Regions from separate parts of the Homo sapiens genome. Here region 2 is linked to region 1. A link is a contact called in ENCODE Hi-C or POLR2A ChIA-PET data. All regions are on one chromosome and are shown on one strand. Each heading gives the region's core, a stretch centred on a gene start or an enhancer-like site at or near the end of the contact. The rest is flanking DNA. Distances are from core to core; before and after follow the strand shown. Region 1 holds the start of LRCH3 (leucine rich repeats and calponin homology domain containing 3). Region 2 holds the start of RUBCN (rubicon autophagy regulator).

Region 1 (7,403 bases), core at 2,327-4,826:
TTTCACCATGTTAGCCAAGCTGGTCTGGAACTTCCGATCTCAGGTGATCTGCCCGCCCTGGCCTCCCAAAGTGCTGGGATTATAGGCGAGAGCCACCAGGCCCAGCCAGATTAACCTTTCAAAATAAACAGCACAGAAAGTCCCAAGAAAACGTTCCCAATAAGTTCAAAATCATGTCTAATTATAAATATGGGCAATATATGCTGTTCCCTAGGATACGAATTTGAAGGACAACAGCTCTACCATGTACATGCTACACATTATGAAAAAACAGTATGCAAGGCAACTTTTATATATTAGCATTCAACTAATTTTACTTGGCTTTAAATTTTCTATAAGGTCTAAGCATACCTAATAACTACCATAAGTTGGTTCCAAATTAATCAAAGTACCTGCCATAAAAACAGACTATGGCTTTTGGAGTCACCTCAAACTAGACTAAACTCCTGGCTAATACCGTCTCCTCTGTCCTTTAGCCACAGATCTTTGAGCAAATTAGTGAACATCTCTAAATGCTGGTTTCCACCATCTGTAAAAACAGGAACAGCAACACCTATTTCTATATGAAGAGGTTGCATGGTACAGTGGAAAGAACAGAGTTAGATGAACCTGGGCCAAAATCCTACCACTGATACTACATAGTGGTGATAGCTATAACCTGGGCCAAAATCCTACCAGTGATACTATATAGTGGTGATAGCTATAACCTGGGCCAAAATCCTACCAGTGATACTATATAGTGGTGATAGCCATATGACTTTCTCTAGGTGATCCCTCACATGTAAAGTGGGGATAGTATTTAATCCACAAATTATTGTGTGCATTTAACAAGGCAGTATATTTCAAAATATCTAACACGGTGAATTACAAATAGTGAACACTCAATAAATGATGTCATTGGCATTAAATTATCTGTTTAAAACAGAGACTGGGTAACGAGCAAGGTCTGCCAAAGATTTTTTTTTATATTTCATAAGTGATATTACTACATGTTAGAAATGAATCTAGTCTAATAGCTTATAAAATACCTTGTAATCTTTTTATTTTCTTTTTACACGTTTTGACCAGATGAAAAATCAACCAACAAAAAATGTGGTTTCTATACAAAACTATTAAAGTGTAGGCAACACCATACTTAAAAACTCAGAGCACAGTAAGGAAAAACCTCTTTGGTATTACTTATTATTCTTCATAAATGCACTTGGATTTTCTTAGTCAATAAAATATTTAAGGACTCAACACGGTGCTCCTAGACCTACTGAAAAGCAGGTGAGAAAATGAGCTAGACAGACTCCTGTAATCAACTTGTTCTTTAGCTTCAGGCTTGATGTAGTAACAATGAAATGACTCACACCAATATGAAATCACTATACCATATAGCCATCTCCTAAACAGAAGCAGGAAATCTGAGGTGTGAATGATAATTTTACATGCCGTCTACCAGAACACACACAAAAGGAAAGTGGCTGCTCATATTTACCTTAGCAAGAAACTTTAAATCACTAAAAAATATTCAGTTCAACTGTTTCCAAAAAGAGATTAAATAAGCAGGCATTTAATTTCTTCTATTTTAAACTACAGCAAAAGTTTCTTTGGAAAGAATCGCTTCTTTAGTTTAACAGTTCTGTTTATTTTTCCAAAATGAGTGAATCATATGTAATACTTATAAATTTTTAATGACTGCAAAGCATAGAAAATGTGCTCAATCTAAGATTTTAAAATAAAATAAGACACCAAGTACTGCCAGCCGCAGTGGCTCACGCCTGTAATCTCAACCTTTTGTAAGGCCGAGGTCGGCGGATAGCTTGAGCCCAGGAGTTGGAGACCAGCCTGGGCAACATAGCAAAACCCCGTCTCTACAAAAAAATACAAAATATTGGCCGGACGCGGTGGCTCACGCCTGTAATCCCAGCACTTTGGGAGGCCGAGGCGGGCGAATCACCTGAGGTCAGGAGTTCGAGACCTGCCTGGCCAACATGGTGAAATCCCGTCTCTAATAAAAATCCAAAAATTAGCCGGGTGTGGTGGCGGGCGCCTGTAGTCCCAGCTACTCGGGAGGCTGAGGTGGGAGGATCACCTGAGCCTGGGAGGCAGAGGTTGCAATGAGCAGAGATTGTGTCATTCCACTCCAGCCTGGGAGACAAGAGCGAGATACCGTCTCGAAAAAATATATATATATTTTATATATAATATTTATATGTATATTATATATATATGTATATTTTATATATATATATATATATATATATATAAAATTAGCTGGGCGTGGTGGCGGCTGCCTGTAGTCCCAGCTACTCAGGAGGCTGAGGTGGGAGGATCACCTGAGCCCGGGAGGTCGAGGCTGCAGTGAGCAGTGATGACGGCACTGCAAACATGATGATGAACAACTCGGGCACCAGACACTGTTCGCCACAACTAAGAAAGCCAAATAATACCTACTTTCTTATTCTCTTTCCTGTGTTCGAAAACATACATAACACGAAGTAATGCTTTAAAAAGGAATAGCAAGTACAAATATGTTAGACTATCTTTTCTAAGTAGTTTGCTTCAACTTTTTTTTGGAGGACATGAGGAGTGGAAGAGGAAACTAATGGGAGTCGGAAAGTGGGCTCTAGTTATTTTTACAAGCGTATTTATTTTGTAAGTCAACTAGATGGAGGCGAAGAAAGACGTTCCAGCGTTCGGGTTCACTTCACACACACCCCAGCACTTCTTTGGGGTTCACTTTAAACACACACACACCCCAACACTTCTCTCGGGTTCACTTTAAACACACACACACCCCAACACTTCTTTCGGGTCCACTTTAAACACACGCTCCCCAACACTTCTTTCGAAAAAACTCCAGGGCTGAGACCGACCCTTCCTGACAATGCAGCTCGTCCAGACACCCCTGCTACTCTGATCTGTGAAGAGCTCGCGCTAACGTTCCCGTCTTAGCAGGTCCATTCGGCACCCCAAATCCGAAAGGGCCTGCAGAAACCGGGGCGGGGCAAGGGTCTACCTCCGCCGTGGCAGAAACTGATTTTCCTCAGAAAGCCTAAAAAATCATCCATCAATCACTCCGGCCCCCTTCCCCGAGAGATGCCGCCGCCCGCCGCCTCTCCCCAGGCTCTGGGTCTGGCGCAGGCCCGGAGGGCTGGCGCCGTCGGCTTCTCCCCGTTACCCGGGTCCGGACCCGGCGCCTACGGGACGAGCTGCTGTAACTCCCCCGCATCCGCCTCCCCCGGCCGGGGCGGCTCCCGGCGCCGGGTCTCCGACGGGCAGAGACGCCCCCCGCCCCGCTCACCCGCCCGGGTGGTGTCCGTCAGGTCGTGGTTGGCCGCTCCCCGGGGAAACTCCCTCAGTTTCCGGCCGCTCAGGCTCAGCACCCCAGTGACCGCCGCCTCCTCCAGGGCTCGATCGAGAGAGCGGCTCCACGAGCCCGGGCCAAAACCAGGGCCTGCCCCGGAGCTTGGGCCGCAGTGAACACCAGGGAGGTTACCTCCCGACGCTACCGTGCCAGAGTACTCGGCAGCCGCTGCCACAGCGACCAAGCCCGCGGCCGCCATTTCCCAGCCGACAACACTCGGGCCCGCCAGCTCAGCGCATGCGCGGCCGGACCGCTGGGTGGGCGGAGAAAGGGGCTCACGGACCGACCCCGGACGGTTCCCGTGATGGGCAGCACCGTGGTGCCCCCCGGCGCAGCCAGGCGCTTGCCCCCGCCCACATGATGCGCTTTTCAAGGGAAGTTAAAACGGACCTCACAAATCCAGAGCAGCCCCCTACTCTAACCTCCCAGGGGCATTTCTAAAATGCCTCTACAAAAACATCTTTCAGGCAACGCTCCGCATCAAAACTTCTCCGCCTTGCTCCCTCAGTAGTGGAGGAGTCGACTAAGCATTAAATTAAGAATTTTTTTTTTTTGAGACAGAGTCTCGCTCTGTCGCCCAGGCTGGAGTGCAGTGGCGCGATCTCGGCTCACTGCAACCTCTGCTTCCTGGGTTCAAGCTATTCTCCTGCCTCAGGCTCCCGAGTAGCTGGGACTACAGGCACGCACCACCACACCCGGTTAATTTTTGTATTTTTAGTAGAGACGGGGTTTCACCATGTTGGCCAGGATGGTCTCGATCTCCTGACCTCAAGTGATCCGCCCGCCTCTGCCTCCCAAAGTGCTGGGATTACAGGCGTGACCTACCGCGCCCGGCAAGGAATCTTTCTTAACACTGCTGCTGCAGAAACTTGGATGGTGAGAGGAGCGGACCCTCTGAGATACGACCTAAACCGTTTCCCAACTTCATTGTATTACCAGATGATCTAAATCAAGGTTTGGTGGACTTACTATGGTTGCTGGAGAGAAAACAAACAAACAAACGTGCTAATTGGGCTCAAAATTCTCATTAAAAACGTATTATTTTATATCATCCATCCCTTTTATAAAATAGCTTTTCTTAATGAAAATACAACAAATATCTTCAATAGTACTTGTACTTTTGGCAAGATTTTATTGTTGGATAAAGCAAGATTATAGTAGTATTAAAATCTAAAATGTTGGTCTGGAACCAAAATTGAGGAACAGAAAATGATCTCACTGTAATCTAAATGTGGGAATTAAAGGTAGAACCGAAGAGATGCTCTAAATTGAAACCACTCAAGAAATGAAAGAGTGGAAAATACTTCATTTAAAACCAATTAGACCTCACTTATATTGCAGCCAGTCTCTAGCATATTCTTCAGTCTGTTTTACTGAAGAAGCCATTTCTGCTATATGATGTAAATTTTACCAACAATTAATCAACTAGTTTTACTATGGGAAATAGAAGAGGCTGTCAGGTACAATCCTTTCCTAGAGGATCACAATCTAATTATGGAACCCAGACAGGCCCACAAAAAAGGGCTAAGAGTGATGGGGCTTACTTATGAGTCCAGAGAAAAGAAAGCTATATCATGGATAAATTCGGTTTTGAATTAAACCTGAAGGATTATAAAGTAGGACAAACTGGAAGGTGAGACTAGAAGATGGATCAGCATGAACACATCCAGATACGACTTAAAGTGGTAACATGTGGAGGATACGAAGGCCACAGATCAGAAAGTTCGTGTCAGAGAGCAAAAGAAAAATAAGGATGGAGAGATCCTCTCATTCAAGCCCCAACTCTTCAATGACACCTCAATTGGCATGAATTGCTAAATGCTAGAAGGTATAAAAATGTTTAATCCCAGTGCCAAAGTTGATTAGTAACAGCTGCCCAGAGAGCTGTTCTATAAACTCTCAATACATTCTAGTTACTTCAGCAACAAGTTCCATGATACATAACCATACATATGTTATGAGCTCATACATGTTATGAGCGTGGGTCACAATGGCAGGTGACGTATTTGTCATCCCCAGCAAATAACATTTATCCAATGCATATATAGCTTTTTGTTATCCTGGGCTTCCTAAAACTGTTATTCTTCGAAAGATATTAAGCTATTTAAGGGCAGTTTTTTTACTTTTTAGGGAGATTTCAACTACAATGACTGATTATCTATTCATATACTCCACACTAATGCTACAATGCTGTAGAATTAGTTGCCAGATGTACCTTTTCAAATGCACCATTGTCATCTGATTGCTTATTACCTTCCACATCTACACTAAATTCTGTCAAGTTCTCTGTAATAGGCCTCATTCCTATCTATATGTATGAATACATCCCATTGTAATAGCAACATACTATGCTAGCCCTGAACTGACCAAGCTTATAGATTGATGCTTGAATATTCAACAAGATTTTAAGGTCCTTAATATATTAAACTCTATGCTATCATAGGACTGAGTATATTTTTAGGAGTTAAAAAATTAGTCAACCCTTGCTTGTGCCTGTAATCCCAGCTACTTGGGAGGGTAAGGTGGGAGGATTGCTTGAGGCCAGGAGTTCGAGACCAGCCTGAGCAACATAGTGAGGGCACCCCACCTCCCACCCTCTGGTCTCTAAAATTTTTTAAAATAATTAGCTAGGTGTGGTGGTGCCTGACTGTAGTCCCAGCTACTTGGGATGGTGAGGTAGGTTTGCTTGATGCCAGGAGTTGAGGCTGCAGCAAGCTATGATTGTGCCACTGCACTCTAGCCTAGGAGAGAATGACATCCCATCTCTAAAAATGAAAAATAATTTTAAAAAATAATAAAAATGAGTGGAAAGCAGTAGAAACCAAAATAGATTATGTACACACACGAGAGGTTATGAGGAAAGGAAAAAGAATTACAATTTTTGGGCTGGGTGTGGTGGCTCACACCTGTAATCCTAGCACTTTGGGAGTCCGAGGTGGGCGGATCACCTGAGGTCGGGAGTTCGAGACCACCCTGACCAACATGGAGAAACCCCCTCTCTACTAAAAATACAAAATTAGCCGGGTGTGGTGGTGCACGCCTGTAATCCCAGCTACTCAGGAGGCTGAGGCAGGAGAATCACTTGAACCCAGGAGGCGGAGGTTGCAGTGAGGCGAGATCATGCCATTGCACTCCAGCCTGGGCAACAAGAGGGAAACTCCATCTAGGGAAAAAAAAAGAAAGAATTACAATTTTTAAGGAAAACAGGGTTCCCAAGTCAGTAGATCCCTGCTTTATTAAAAATATAAAAGTTAGCCAGGCATGGTGGCAGGCACCTGTAATCCCAGCTACTCGGGAGTCTGAGGCACAACAATTGCTTGAACCCGGGAGGCGGAGGCTGCAGTGAGCCAAGATCGCACCACTGCACTCCAGCCTGGGCGACAGAACAAGACTCTGTCTCAAAAAATAAAAAGAAAAAAGAAATGTAGATATTTAAAAAGCCAAAAGAAAGACCTGTGCATATGGGGGAAACTGAAGATGCTATATATACTATTACATGAGAACAAGTCCTAGGTAAAGGAAGGATGGAAGGAAAGATAGATTGAGCAGTTAACGCTGTGACTTCTAAGGAGTTGAGGCTTCAGCTACAAAGTAAAGGTAGACTATGAGGGAATTCTTACCCTACTCTCTCAGTCATCTCCATAAAGTAGGTGACAGCGTCTTATGAGAAAGAGATATAGGAAATGGAGTCTTTGTGGGGAGTTCACCAAAGAGTCTAATGATGAATAAAAGAAATGATGAAAGATAGTTGTACAAAGGCCAGGAGCAAAGTGGCTTACAGGGATCTGTAACTTCTTCCACCACTGGTCTGTGGTCTGGGAGCAGAAGCTGAAAAAACAGGCAGCGCAGGTTATTCAGTGTTAGCAATTGATACAGTGTACTTCCCAGTTCTTCCTGTTTATTTTACAGACTGAAAGTTAACTCATTCAACACAGGGGGCAAAAGTTTCACTCAAATCTTAATAGTTCTTTCCAGCTCTGCATTTCACTATATCATGCAAAGGTTATGTCCTCCCTTCCCCCTTCTACTCAGTAGAAACATATCATGGTCA
Region 2 (7,403 bases), core at 2,423-4,922, 54 kb after region 1:
CAAGTTTAGAAAATTTAACATTGATGCTGTACTATTATCCAATTATGGTTCATGTTCAAATTTTGCCAATTATACTACAAAATTTCTTTTTCTTTTTCTTTTTTTTTAAGATGGAGTCTTGCCTTGTTGCCCAGGATGGAGTGCAATGGCATGACCTCAGCTCACTGCAACCTCCGCCTCCCAGGTTAAAGAGATTCTCCTGGCTCAGCCTCCCGAGTAGCTGGGATTACAGGCGTCTGCCACCATTCCCAGCTAATTTTTTGTATTTTGTATTTTCAGTGGATCCATGATCCAGCCTGAGTGACAGAGCGAGACTCCATCTCAAAAGAAAAAAAAACAAAAGAAGGGGTTCAGGATTATGAGGGAAAGTAGAGGGATGGGATAGGTAACGCATGGCTAGTGCAGATTATTGTCATGTTTATTAATGGCTTTAAAGAAAATCCAGTACATGTAACTTGAACTTGGACATATGAGAAAAAGCCTGTTTTCCAGCCTTTTTGCTACAATTTTAGTTTTTGGATTTCTTTTTTTTCTCCCCAAGACAGTCTCACTCTGTCACCCAGGGTGGAGTGCAGTGGTACAATCTCAGCTCACTGCAACCTCTACCTCACGGGTTCAAACGATTCTCATGCCTCAGCCACCCAAGTAGCTGGGATTACAGGCGTGTGCCACTACACCCGACTATTTTTTCTTTGTATTTTTAGTAGAGACAGAGTTTCACTATGTTGGCCAGGCTGGTTTCGAACTCCTGGTGTCAAGTGACCCGCCTGCCTGGGCCTCCCAGTGTTGAGATTACAGGCGTGAGCCACCGCTTCTGGCCCCTAGGATTTCCTGATAAAGCTGATTGCCTTTTTTTTTGAAACGGAGTCTCCCTCTGTCGCCCAGGTCTAGCTCTGTCTTCCAGGCTGGAGTGCAGTGGCGTGATCTCTGCTCACTGCAAGCTCCGCCTCCCGGGTTCATCACGCCATTCTCCTGCCTCAGCCTCCGGAGTAGCTGGGACTACAGGCGCCCGCCACCACGCCCGGCTAATTTTTTGTTGTATTTTTAGTAGAGACGGGGTTTCACCGTGTCAGCCAGGATAGTCTCCATCTCCTGACCTCGTGATCTGCCCGCCTTGACCTCCCAAAGTGCTGGGATTACAGGCATGAGCCACCACGCCCGGCCTTTTTTTTTTTTTCTTTTTTCAGACGAAGTCTTGCTCTTATCGCCCAGGCTGGAGTGCAGTAGCACGATCTCGGCTCACTGCAAGCCCTGCCTCCTGGGTTCAAGCCATTCTCCTGCCTCAGCCTCCTGAGTAGCTGGGATTACAGGCGTCTGCCACCATGCCCGGCTAATTTTTTTGTATTTTTTAGTACGCCTGTAATCCCAGCACTTTGGGAGGCCGAAGCCGGCGGATCACCTGAGGTCGGGAGTTCAAGACCGGCCTGACCAACATGGAGAAACCTTGTCCCTACTAAAAAATACAAAATTAGCCGGGCGTGGTGGCGGATGCCTGTAATCCCAGCTGCTCAGGAGGCTGAGGCAGGAGAATCGCTTGAACCCGATCGCGCCATTGCACTCCAGTCTAGCCAACAAGAGTGAAACTCTGTCTCAAAAATAAATAAATAAATAATATAGTGTTAATTTGGGATTATACTGTATGCCAAAAAATAAAGTTCATACATTTATAGAACTAGAAGTAAGGCCAGGTATGGTGCCTCATGCCTGTAATCCCAATACTTTTTGGGTGACTGAGGCAGGAGGACTGCTTGAGCCCAGGAATTTGAGACCAGCTTAGGCAGCACAGTGAGACCCTGTCTCTACCAAAAATTAAAAAAAAAAAAACAAATTAGCTGGGCATAGTGGCACTGCCTGTGGTCCCAGCTACTTGGGAAGCTGAGGTGAGAGGATCCGCTTGAGGAGGTTGAGGCTGCAGTGAACTGTGGCAGCGCTACTGCACCCCAGCCTGGGTGACAGAGCAAGACTGCGTCTCCAAAAGAGAAGAAAGTCACAGAAGGAAGAGAAATCCCAATGAGTAATATTGCCCCTTTCTTAAAGAAGTATAATCGTTTAGTAGGAAAATGAGAAAGTTTGAAAGAGAGTATTTTTTTAACCTAAATGAAATCATAAATGGCTTCAAGAGGCTCTTTCATTTCATTTTTAATTGCCAAAACACTTTTGTCAAGTTTGAAAATACCTAAAAGCCATATATTATTTTAATATAGAGTCATTAGTTTTTCACGGAGTTATTCTTGATCGCTCTTTCTCCCTCACTTGCCACAGTCAGTCCTTTATAGAGTAGTGCTGATTCTGTTGCCTTCACATTGCTGTAATCTGAGCCTCCTTGTTCTCTTCAACCGCTGCTGTAGTTTAAGCCTGGGTTTGCAAACTAGCAACTCAAGGGCCACCTTCAGCCTACAGACAAGCTGTGTTTGGCCTGTGCAAAGTTGAAAGTTTAAAAAATTTGTTGCCAACGTTTAAAAATTTGGAAGTAGTGCTTAAAAATGCAGATCCTAGCTTCTTTTAAAAAATCAAAATATCATAGCTAGGTGTGGTGGCTCGCACCTGTAGTCCCAGCTATTCAGGAGGCTGAGGAAGGAGGACTGCTTGAGCCCAGGAGTTCCAGGCTGCAGGGAGCTATGATTGCGCCACTGCACCCCAGCCTGGGCGACAGAGAGAGACCCCGTCTTTGAAAAAGAAAAAAGAGAAACCAGAGTATCTGGCAACCCTAGGCCCACGTTTCTTTCAACTGGTTCGCTTCACTTCTTAGCATTACTTGGTTATCCCCCATAAGGATGACCAGTCTCCTATCTAGCCTTCCACCGTTACCTCAATATAGTATTATATCTGCCCCATCTCCTGTCCACATTGTCAAAAGTGGCTTTCTCATCAGATTCGATCAAATCACTTCTTGATTTGCATATGCTTGATTTGCTGATTGTTTTCAGGATAAAATCCAAACTCCTTAAAATGGCATTTCATGATCTGGTTTCCCCACACCAGAATGCCCACACCATGCTGCTGCTCACTCCTTCCCAGCTCTGGCTACCCAGCACCTGCAGTTCCCAAGCCAGCACTTCCTTCCTTGTATCTGCCGTGTTGCTCTCTCCACCTTCTCTTCTTTCTCCTGGCTAACCCGTACTCAGCCTTGAAAACTCTGCGTTGACATCCATCTTCCGAGAGCCCCCAGAAGCCTTTCTCTCCTGCTCTTTTATGATCCCAAAGCAACCTGTGCTCTTGTTTGTGAGCGCTTCATTTAAATGCTCGAGGTCTCCAAACACCACCAGCGGACATTAAGCCAGGGCGGGCTGAGTGGGGTTAATCGTACCGGGATTAGATTAGCGTTATTGCCTAGTCTACATCTCGGACTGAGTTCGGTCCCCAGCGTGTAATGTCACGGGGGTGAATAAGGATACGCCCCGGCACGGATTCCTGAGACCAAGGTCCCCCGCCGCTTGCAAGCCGGCCCAGCCAACCACCGGGTGCGTAGTAATCCACGAGCGCGGCCTGGGATTGGAGGGCGCGGCCTGCGGGAGCGGCCTGGGATTGGAGGGCGCGGCTTGCGGGAGCGGCCTGCCGTTGGAGGGGCGCGGTCTGCGAGCGCGGCCTGGGATTGGAGGACGCGTCCTGCGGGAGCGGCCTAGCCTCGGAGTGCTCGCCGGGGGCTGTAGTCCCCGGAGCCGGAAGTGGGGGTGGCCGGGATAGAAGCCGCAGCCCAGGCGGCGGTCCCTCCCGCTGTCGCCGCCCGGGTGTAGCGCATCACCCGGAGCCCACCGGCCGCAGGTGCCTCCTCCGGCCCCAGGGGGCCCCGGGAGCCCTGAAGGGCGAAGCGGCAGGGACGCCTCTCTTGGGCGAAGAGGCGGCCTCACCGCCCCGGATGCGGCCGGAGGGCGCGGGAATGGAGCTCGGAGGCGGCGAGGAGCGCCTGCCTGAGGAGAGCAGGTGGGCTGGGAGCCGCCGCGGAGTCGGGGCAGCGACAGGCGCCGGAGCCCCGGGAGGCTTGGGAGGGCGCGGGGTCACGGAGAGAAGGGCCGGGCGCGACGAGTCTTGAGGACGACGGCTGCGGAGGACTTGTTTGGGAAGCATTTCGCAGAGGAAGGACGGGCGGGGCGGGGATGGGACGAAGGAACCGGCTTAGGGTGAGGAGGGTGGGTGGGATTTGCGGAGGGCAAGGGCAGCAGAGGAGGGTGAAGCTCAGATCCAAGACTGCTGGAGAGGAGGTGGCAGCTGAGAGACTGGGCGAAGAGGCCAGAGGGGTGCAGTGAGGTTTTACAGGCCAGAGTCTATAGACAGGGGCAGGGCACCACCCGGACTGAAACTTGCCGTGACAGCAAGTGGGGCCAACGCGAAGAGGATGTGAGAATTCCTGGGAGCAGAGGTGAAGCGTTATGAGTGGCCTCGGAAGAAGCTTAGGCAGAGATGAGCATGGGGATGAAGGCGAGGAGAGCCTGGGGAGAAAGTGAGCGAGTGTCATGGCAGTGCGGTGGGGCGGGGACTGCTAATGAGACCAGAAACTCTGCACTTTGTCATTGCCGAATCCCTGTCAGAGAGTGGCAGGACCTCTGTGCCATTTCCTTTTCGTCTTCAAACCTGTCCCTTTTTCCTCACAATGCAAACTAAGCAAGTTCACATTTATTTATATGGAACCATGTCAGAAAGCTCATATCTTCTAGAAATTGGGGGATTTAAAATATAAAAACTACTTTGGACCGGGTGCGGTGCCTCACACCTGTAATTCCAGCACCTTGGGGGAGGCTGAGGCGGGTCGCTTGAGTCCAGGAGTTTGAGACCAGCCTGGGTAACCTAGGGAGATCCCCGTCTCTACAAAAATACAAAAATTAGCTCGGCGTGGTGGTGCTCACCTGTGGTGCCAGCTACTCGGGAGGCTGAGGCGAGAGGATCACTTGAGTCCAATAAGTCGAGGCTGCATTGAGCCGAGATCGCACCACTACACTCCAGCCTGGGTGACAGAGGAAGACCCTGTCTTCAAAAAACAAAAAGCCAAAGAAACCCCGAACTACTTTGACTAAATGATGAATCGGAGTCTGTAGAGATGCCTTCCATATTTAGGGTTTGCTTCATTAATAACTCTGGTCTTAATCTTTTTTAAAGAGGCTGGAATGCTGACAGGCGAGAGCAGGAATGTGGCTTAAGGGAGTCATACTTGACATTTATTATTTTATTTTTATTTTATTTTTTGAGACACAGCCTCACCCTGTCCCCCAGGCTGAGCGCAGTGCCGTGAACACGGCTCACTGCAGCCTCCAACTCTTGGGCTCAAGCGATTATACTAGCTCAGCTTCCCAAGTAGCTGGGGATATAGGTGCCAGCTACCACATCTGGCTACTTTAAAAAACTTTTTTGTAGAGACAGGGTCTCACCATATTGCCCAGGCTGGTCTCTAACTCCTGGGCTCAAGCAATTCTCCCCCGCCACGTCGGCCTCCCAAAGTGCTGGAATTAACAGGTGTGAGCCACCAGGCCTGACCTCACTTGACATTTAGAAACAGTTTCAGATATAATGATGGTCTCAGGAGCAGCTGGGATCCAAAAACTAGAAGCAGAATATTTACCTCTGAGAAAATATCAACAAGGGAAGATTTATGAGATGTTCCTGGGTGAAGACTTGCTATTTTTAAGGGTGACTCTACTTTTATGTGCAAAGTGGCCTGTTGAACAAAACCTGGACTGACAGGACTTTGGGGCTCCTGCCTGAGATCTGAGAATGATTTGTGCTAAGTGAAACTGAACATCTTACTTCCCTTTTCCATGTTTCAGTTTCTGCTTTGCCTATTTGACTATTTATTCTTCCTGCAGATGTCTGTGACGTGCTTCGTGTGAAAGGTCCCATGTAAATTCTAAACACGTTTTAGGATTGTTTTGATTTCCCTCTACCACTTCATGTGAGGGAGGCTGGGTTAGTTATTTTTTTAATGTATGTAACAAATGCTATTTACCACATGCCAGGAATTGTTTTAAGGTATTAAGATATGAATACTGCGTTAACTTCTTTAATCCCTATAACTATTGTATGTGGTCGGTACTACTGTTATTGCTGTGTCACAGATGAGAAAGCTGAGAAATGGACAGGGTAAGTAACTTGCCAAGGTTGTACAGCGAATCCCTGGCAGAACTGGATTCAAACCCAGGCAGTTCGGCACCAGAGTCTGCGCTTTTTTTTTTTTTTCTTTTTTTAGACAGGGTCTCACTATGTTGCCTAGGCTGGTCTCAAACTCCTGGGCTCAAGATATTCTCCAGCCTCGGCCTCTCAAAAGTGCTGAGGTTACAGGCATGAGCGACCATGCCGGCCCAAGAGACTGCACTTTTTTTTTTTTTTTTTTGAGATAGAGTCTTGCTCTGTCGCCAAGGCTGGAGTGCAGTGGCACCGTCTTGCTTCACTACAACCTCTGCCTCCCAGGTTCAAACAATTCTCCTGCCTCAGCCTCCCAAGTAGCTGGGATTACAGGTGCCCGCCACCACGCCCAGCTAATTTTTTGTATTTTTAGTAGAGACGGGGTTTCGCCATGTTGGCCAGGCTGGTCTCAAACTCCTGACCTCAGAGGATCTACCAGCCTCCGCCTCCCAAAGTGCTGGGATTACAAGCGTGAACCACCGTGCCCGGCCCGAGTCTGTACTTTTAATACTCACCCTATGCTGCCTCTCACTATGCTAATAGTAACAACGGAAGTATAAGATAGTGAATAAATTTCACAGCATTCTGTGCCTGTCATTCAGGCCAGTAGGATAGCTCCTTTGCAGAATCTTTTCCCGTCTTTTATTCTTTTTATGATTGCCTCTTAACCAAAAAACTTTAATCAAAACTTAATTTTAGTAGTGGGGTTATCCTCACAAAGTCACTCCCGTCATTGTTATAGGCATACTGTGTTGGCGGCTGATTAATTCAGAATGCGTTGTTTAATGAGGCTTCATGGTACTGATGGCCTCCTTAGCTCCAGATACACAACTGGTAAATACACATTCCTTGTGCCTATTAATTGAGGCTTTGTGACTGGGTTACTGCAAACATAACCTTTCTATGGCCAATGAAATACCCAGTTCAGAAACAGTCTTCTTGATGAGATAGCATCATTTTTATTTATTTATTTATATATTTTAAAGATAGGGTCTCACTGTGTCACTCAGGCTGGAGTACAATAGTGCAATCGTAGCTCACTGCAGCCTCAAACTCCTGGGCTCAGGTGATCTTCCCACCTCAGCCTCCTCAGTAGCTAGGACTACAGGTGTGTGCCACCACTCCCAGCTAATTTTTAATTTTTTCAGATTTTTTGTAGTGACAGAGTCTCACCATGTTGCCTAGGCCAGTCTCAAACTCCTGGCCTCAAGGGATCTTGCTGCCTTGGCCTCCCAGAGCACTGGGATTACAAGCATGAGCCACTGTGCCCAGCCGGTAGTGTCATTTTAAAA

The links. A loop is a pair of places that touch in the nucleus more often than their neighbours do. ChIA-PET counts read pairs that join two places held with the same protein, here RNA polymerase II (POLR2A). Pooled maps may share reads with other maps.
Region 2: a map of CD8-positive, alpha-beta T cell shows a loop between it and region 1 (8-fold over the local background). The contact joins the promoter of RUBCN here to the promoter of LRCH3 in region 1. A Hi-C loop is called at or near these places in 18 of 168 maps with a recorded cell type or tissue (B cell, CD8-positive, alpha-beta T cell, GM12878 and 12 more), 34 of 37 single-sample maps with no recorded cell type and 28 of 50 pooled maps. POLR2A ChIA-PET finds 5 or more read pairs at or near these places in 22 of 52 experiments (BJ, CD4-positive, alpha-beta T cell, CD4-positive, alpha-beta memory T cell and 16 more).

Annotation. Positions count from the first base shown.
Region 1 is chr3:197,787,427-197,794,829 of GRCh38, reverse strand. LRCH3 (leucine rich repeats and calponin homology domain containing 3) reads right to left here and starts at 3,576. Exons shown (of 21, transcript NM_001365715.1): 1 at 3,290-3,576. The coding sequence starts at 3,551. It overlaps FYTTD1 (forty-two-three domain containing 1), which reads right to left. Exons shown (of 9, transcript NM_032288.7): 9 at 7,234-7,403. RefSeq lists enhancers at 669-748, 3,389-3,588, 3,202-3,916 and a silencer at 3,079-3,348.
Region 2 is chr3:197,733,173-197,740,575 of GRCh38, reverse strand. It overlaps RUBCN (rubicon autophagy regulator), which reads left to right and starts at 3,672. Exons shown (of 20, transcript NM_014687.4): 1 at 3,672-3,921. The coding sequence starts at 3,857. RefSeq lists silencers at 917-1,049, 3,409-3,958 and enhancers at 3,547-4,394, 5,325-5,374.